Regions from separate parts of the Homo sapiens genome. Here region 2 is linked to region 1. A link is an interaction called in ENCODE POLR2A ChIA-PET data of the cell type or tissue named here. Cell type or tissue: Caco-2. All regions are shown on one strand. Links, peaks and the distances in the headings refer to the core of each region. The heading gives the core; the rest is flanking DNA.

Evidence for each region. ChIA-PET counts read pairs that join two places held together with the same protein. Peaks named below come from ENCODE experiments on the same cell type or tissue, not always from the same donor. Only the 100,000 strongest peaks of a DNase experiment are listed, where the experiment ranks them.
Region 2: POLR2A ChIA-PET joins it to region 1 with 11 read pairs; 12 of 35 experiments call an interaction of 5 or more read pairs at or near these places.

What each region holds. Positions count from the first base shown.
Region 1 is chr20:63,685,560-63,688,396 of GRCh38, forward strand. It overlaps RTEL1 (regulator of telomere elongation helicase 1), which reads left to right. Exons shown (of 35, transcript NM_001283009.2): 15 at 1-38; 16 at 232-313; 17 at 2,079-2,211; 18 at 2,378-2,491; 19 at 2,580-2,620; 20 at 2,742-2,827. RTEL1-TNFRSF6B (RTEL1-TNFRSF6B readthrough (NMD candidate)) reads left to right here. Exons shown (of 38, transcript NR_037882.1): 15 at 1-38; 16 at 232-313; 17 at 2,079-2,211; 18 at 2,378-2,491; 19 at 2,580-2,620; 20 at 2,742-2,827. Among named protein-coding and RNA genes, the nearest start is that of TNFRSF6B, 9.7 kb to the right of the region's middle. In Caco-2, for the core only: no CTCF peak of the experiment used is centred there; a DNase peak (open chromatin) is centred at 1,352.
Region 2 is chr20:63,613,650-63,616,553 of GRCh38, forward strand. The region is part of intron 2 of GMEB2 (glucocorticoid modulatory element binding protein 2); the gene reads right to left. Among named protein-coding and RNA genes, the nearest start is that of GMEB2, 12 kb to the right of the region's middle. RefSeq lists an enhancer at 310-479. In Caco-2, for the core only: a CTCF peak has its summit at 766 (motif pointing right); no DNase peak of the experiment used is centred there.

The DNA of each region.
Region 1 (2,837 bases), core at 338-2,837:
GTTCCCCAGCAGGGCTGGGGGCCTTACAGTCCTATAAGGTAGGGGCCACCTCCAGGAGGCAGGTGGAGGGCAGCCCTTGTTCCCCGGCAGGGCTGGGGGCCTTACAGTCCTATAAGGTGGGGGCCACCTCCAGGAGGCAGGTGGGGCTGGGGGTCTTCTGGTCCTAAAAGGTAAGGGGCTGCCCCCAGGACATGGGCGGGGCCTCCACACTCCTGGTCCTGTCCCCTCCAGGTGCACATCCATCCTGATGCTGGTCACCGGAGGACGGCTCAGCGGTCTGATGCCTGGAGCACCACTGCAGCCAGAAAGCGAGGTACAGACCTGGGCCCACACGCTCCCCGCCCGCCCGGGTGCAGTGCCCGGCACCACCATGCCACAGGCTAGGCACATGCCCAGCCGTGGATCTCCTGCCCCCATGGGCCTGGCCACCTTCTCCATATCCAGGCCAATCCAGAGCATTCTCCTCACTGTCCCTCTGAAGATTGGAGTTACTGAGAGACGTAGGAGATGGCCTGATGGCACCGTGACCTGCCCAGAGTCACCTGGTTGGTGGTGGCAGAGCCACAGCCCAGCCAGGCCTCCCTGCTGGGACACGCTCGTTTATGCCGAGGCCGTCAGCACAGAGCCTCCACAGTGAGGCACGGCTCTGCCTGCTGCCTCCACGCAGCGCCTGGCCGGGCCAAGCCTCAGGGTCACATCTGAAGGGGGCCCGGCTGGCCCTGTTGTCCGAAGCCCCTGGTGCGCTCAGCCCCGAGGCCCCACGTGCCTTCTTGGCTTCCTGTGCTCCGTGGCGTCTTCGAGTCGGTGCTGCCGGGGACGCTGTGTGGATGGGGTCTGTGAGTGTGCCCTCGGCTCCGTGTCCGGAGCCCTGTGGTTCTTGGGGTGTATCTGGCCCCACCCCCACTGCGTGGTGTCCAGGGTGGGGCTTCACGGCTGCAGCTGCGGGAGCTGCTGCCCCTGCCTTGTGCTCCAGTGGGGCCTTGCCTCTGGGCTTGGTTCGTCCCTCTCTGGAACATTCTTTCTCAGCTGCTGTCCGACCCATGGTGGCATGACGTGGCCCTGGCTGAAGCAGCCCTTGTGCGGTTGCTGTGGTTGGGTCTGCCTGGCCGAGCCGGAAGGGAAGGGCTGGGAGGGCGTCAGGGTGGCGTGGCTTGACCCCCGCTCGGTGATGGTCCTGCAGCAAGGCCTCTCCCAGCAGGAAGCGTCCATCCCGGGGGGAGGCCGGCGCCCCTCACGCAGTTGGGGTTGCGGGAGGCAGTGCGTGCCTGAGGCAGCCGGTGCACAGATTCCAAGGGCCTGGAATCTGTTTGTTCCATTGACCTCTGATGTCACTTGACTTCTCAGAAGCAGCCACTCCCTGCACTGGGCGTTTGTAGGAAATGAGCTCCTGGAGGAGGGGGTGGGGAAGTTCCCCCATTGCAGGGCACACTCAGCCCCAGGAAGGAAACGTGCCTCGTCCCTGCTGACTCCGAATCGCAGTCAGAGTCGTTCTGCTTGTGCCGTGTTGAATTCCCGGCATCCGGCATCCAGACTCAGCCTCCTCCCCAGGCCACGGCCGCCGTGGCCAGTCGGTCAAGCCCTTCTAGGAACTTCCTTTGAGCTGGCGCCCTTGTTCACTGCTGACGCCACTCAGAGGCTTGTGCACGTGTCCTGCTTCCAGGCAGAGCTGGGAACTCGCACCCCGTCTTCTGCACGCGGCCGTGGAATGTCGGGATGCCGGCGCTTCCTTCCCGTGTGCTCTTGGCGGGGTGGGCTTCTTGCCCTGAGCCGCATGTCACAGTTTCTGCAGAAGTTTAGGGTTGGAGTGGGCTGACCTCTCTGCAGGTGTCCCCAGCCTCTGCCTGGGGTCTGCCTCCTACTCCCAGGACCCCCTGTCCCCCAGAGGGGCCCCAAGCTGGCAGGCTCACACTCAGGGCAGCCTCCTTTGTTCTGACTTCTGCACAGTGGGCCTGGGTGGCTGCCCGCGGCTCGCTTGCTTGATGCCAGTGGGTGGAGAGGGTGATGGGCAGAGAGGCAGGTGGTCAGGCCCCCAGTCCCGTCCTCACACTCTGTGCCCTCTGCCGCCCCCCGCCCCACAGGGAAGGTGCTGAGCTACTGGTGCTTCAGTCCCGGCCACAGCATGCACGAGCTGGTCCGCCAGGGCGTCCGCTCCCTCATCCTTACCAGCGGCACGCTGGCCCCGGTGTCCTCCTTTGCTCTGGAGATGCAGATGTACGGGCCACCCCTGCCAGGGCCTGAGCACCGGTGACACCTCTGACATCAGCGGGGTGGAAGTGGTGGGGGTCCCCATGAGCCGGGTGCTGGGGGTCTCGGGCCTCGAGGGCTAAAGGGGTGCTGGTGCACTTCCCCACTGTCTGCTCCCTCTGGCCACGCTCAGCCCTTTCCCAGTCTGCCTGGAGAACCCACACATCATCGACAAGCACCAGATCTGGGTGGGGGTCGTCCCCAGAGGCCCCGATGGAGCCCAGTTGAGCTCCGCGTTTGACAGACGGTGAGGGCCTGTCCCTGGGCCCTGCTGGGGTGGGAGGTGGGGGAGCACTGAGGCCTGAGGTCCTGAGCAGTGGCCTCTCCGGCTCTAGGTTTTCCGAGGAGTGCTTATCCTCCCTGGGGAAGGCTCTGGGTGAGTGCCCTGAATGCCCCAGCTGTGCCCATCCTGGATCCTGGACCCCTGCTCCCAAGAGCTGGTAGGGAACCCTGCAGACATCCTGCCCCTGCCTTGACCCCGGCCCCTGCACTTCCAGGCAACATCGCCCGCGTGGTGCCCTATGGGCTCCTGATCTTCTTCCCTTCCTATCCTGTCATGGAGAAGAGCCTGGAGTTCTGGCGGGTGCGTCTCC
Region 2 (2,904 bases), core at 301-2,800, 72 kb before region 1:
GATTACAGGCGCCCGCCACCACGCCTGGCTAATTTTTGTACTTTTAGTAGAGACGGGGTTTCACCATGTTGGCCAGACTGGTCTCAAATTCCTGACAAGTGATCCACCCACCCTGGCCTCCCAAAGTGCTGGGATTACAGGTGTGAGCCACTGCGCCTGGCCCATTTTTGTTTATCAATAAAAATGTACTTAATGTTGAACTCTCCACATTTCAAATGGGTAACTCCAGTGTCCTTGATGCTCCTGCGACATGTTCGTGAGACTTCTCTTGGGTGTGAGAGTCTAGCATGTGGGTGGTCTGGACAGGAGGGGGAGGGAAGAGTGCAGAGCAGGGCAGGGTAAAGAGACCCCCTAGGATGTGAAGGCCGCCCTGCATTTGTCAGACTGGGCAACACCCACTCCATCAGATGGACCCTGGTATGGGCGGCAAGCCACCTAGGTGCCGAGGCAAGAGACCGAGGGCACGAGCTGTTCCGGTGTAATAAAATGCATAAAATAAGAATAGTTATACTAGATATAGATCATAAATATGATTATATATGAATATCATTCATCATTAGTTTGTAGCAATTACTCTTTATTCCAATATTATAATAATCCTTGCCTAAGCATAACCTAGGAAAAACTAGGAAATCATAACCTAGGAAAAACTAGGCCATACAGAGATAGGAGCTGAGGGGACATAGTGAGAACTGACCAGAAGACAAGAGTGCGAGCCTTCTGTTATGCCTGGACAGGGCCACCAGAGGGCTCCTTGGTCTAGCGGTAACGCCAGCATCTGGGAAGACGCCCGTTGCCAAGTGGACCGTGGTCTAGCGGTAGCCTCAGTGTCAAGGAAAAACACCCGCTACTTAGCAAACCAGGAAAGAGAGTCTCCCTTTCCCCGGGGGAGTTTAGAGAAGACTCTACTCCTCCACCTCTTGCGGAGGGCCTGACATCAGTCAGGCCCGCCCGCAGTTATCCGGAGGCCTAACCGTCTCCCTGTGATGCTGTGCTTCAGTGGTCACGCTCCTAGTCCGCCTTCATGTTCCATCCTGTGCACCTGGCTCTGCCTTCTAGATAGCAGCAGCAAATTAGTGAAAGTACTGAAAGTCTCTGATAAGCAGAAATAATGGCGTAAGCGGTCTCTCTCTCTCTCTCCTCTCTCTCTGCCTCAGCTGCCAGGAAGGGAAGGGCCCCCTGGCCAGTGGGCACGTGACCCACATGACCTTACCTATCACTGGACATGGTTCACACTCCTTACCCTGCCGCTTTGTCTTGTATCCAATAAATAGCGCAACCTGGCATTCGGGGCCGCTACCAGTCTCCGCGTCTTGGTGGTAGTGGTCCCCCAGGCCCAGCTGTCTTTTTCTTTTATCTTTGTCTTGTGTCTTTATTTCTACACTCTCTCATCTCCGCATACGAGGAGAAAACCCACCAACCCTGTGGGGCTGGTCCCTACACCCTGGCTTTGTAGACTGGAGCCTAGGCACGACTCAGCTGCTGTAGTGAATTGCGATCCTCCAAACCCAGCAAGGCACCTGCAGGACATCTGGCCCAGTCTCCTCGTTGAGCCAGTTCACGAAAAAGAGACTTTTCTGAGTGACATGCTAATGGGCAATATGAGGACTAAATGGGATGGTCTCCAACTTGGACAAACCAACAGTAAAAGCCACTTTGCGGGGAAAGAAACTTTTCCTTTTTTCTTTTTTTTGAGACAGGATCTCACCCTGTCACCCAGGCTGCAGTGCAGTGGCATGACCTTGGCTCACTGCAGCCTCAACCTCTCTCAGGCTCAAGCAATCCTCCCGCCTCAACCTCCCATGCAGCTGGGACCATAGGTGCATGCCACCACACCCAAATAATTTTTATATTTTTTGTAGAGACGAGGTTTCACTATGTTGCTCGGGCTGGTCTCAACTCCTGGGCTCAAGCAACCCTCCCACCTCAGCCTCCCAAAGTGCTCAGATTACAGGCAGGAGCCACCAGGCCTGGCCAACATAGGAAGAAATTTAAATTTGAATTGAATATTAGAAGAGATGAAAATTCATCAACATGGAAAGACAAAGATCATTAACTAAAGCCAAACCAGAATGGAAGCTGTGTGTACAGTGGGGTCTCATGCTGGGAACGCGAGGGGCACGTGCAGGGCTCCACGGTGTGGCGACGCCCCATGCTCCCTTTGTGGGGGTTCATCCAGCGGAACATGAGGACCTGGGGTGCTTTTCAACATGTACGTGAGTTTAATAATAAAAAGGTTTAAGGAAAGAAAAATTCATATGTTTCGATATAAACAGAACATCTGGAAAGATCTATTCTAAGGTGTTGACAGTAGGAATCTCTAGGTAGTAGTAATATGGCCTTTTTGAATTTTTGCTTATCAGTATTTTCTAATTTTCTTTTTCTTTCTAAATAATTCTAGCTATGAAATAATTTTCTACCATATATATTTTGTAATAAAAATGGTTATATTTAATTTTTTAAAGGCTGTACAAACTTCCTGATAAAATGGCAAATTAGACACACACATGTGGGCCGGGTACAGTGGCTCGCGCCTGTAATTCCAGCACTTTGGGAGGCTGAGGCAGGCAGATCACCTAAGGTCAGGAGTTTGAGACCAGCCTGGCCAACATGGTGAAACCCCGTCTCTACTAAATATACAAAAATGAGCTGGATGTGGTGGCACACACCTATAGTGCCAGCTACTTGGGAAGCTGAGGCAGGAAAATTGCTTCAACCCGGGAGGCAGAGGTTGTAGTGAGCCGAGATCATGCCACTGCACTCCAGCCTAGGCAACAAGAGCGAGACTCCAACTCAAAAAAAAATAAAAATAACACACACGTGAATAGGCTCCTCATGGAAGTCATCACAACAATGCAGAGGGAAGAGCTTCCAAAGTGTAAACCCAGAAGCGAGGAGCAGGAG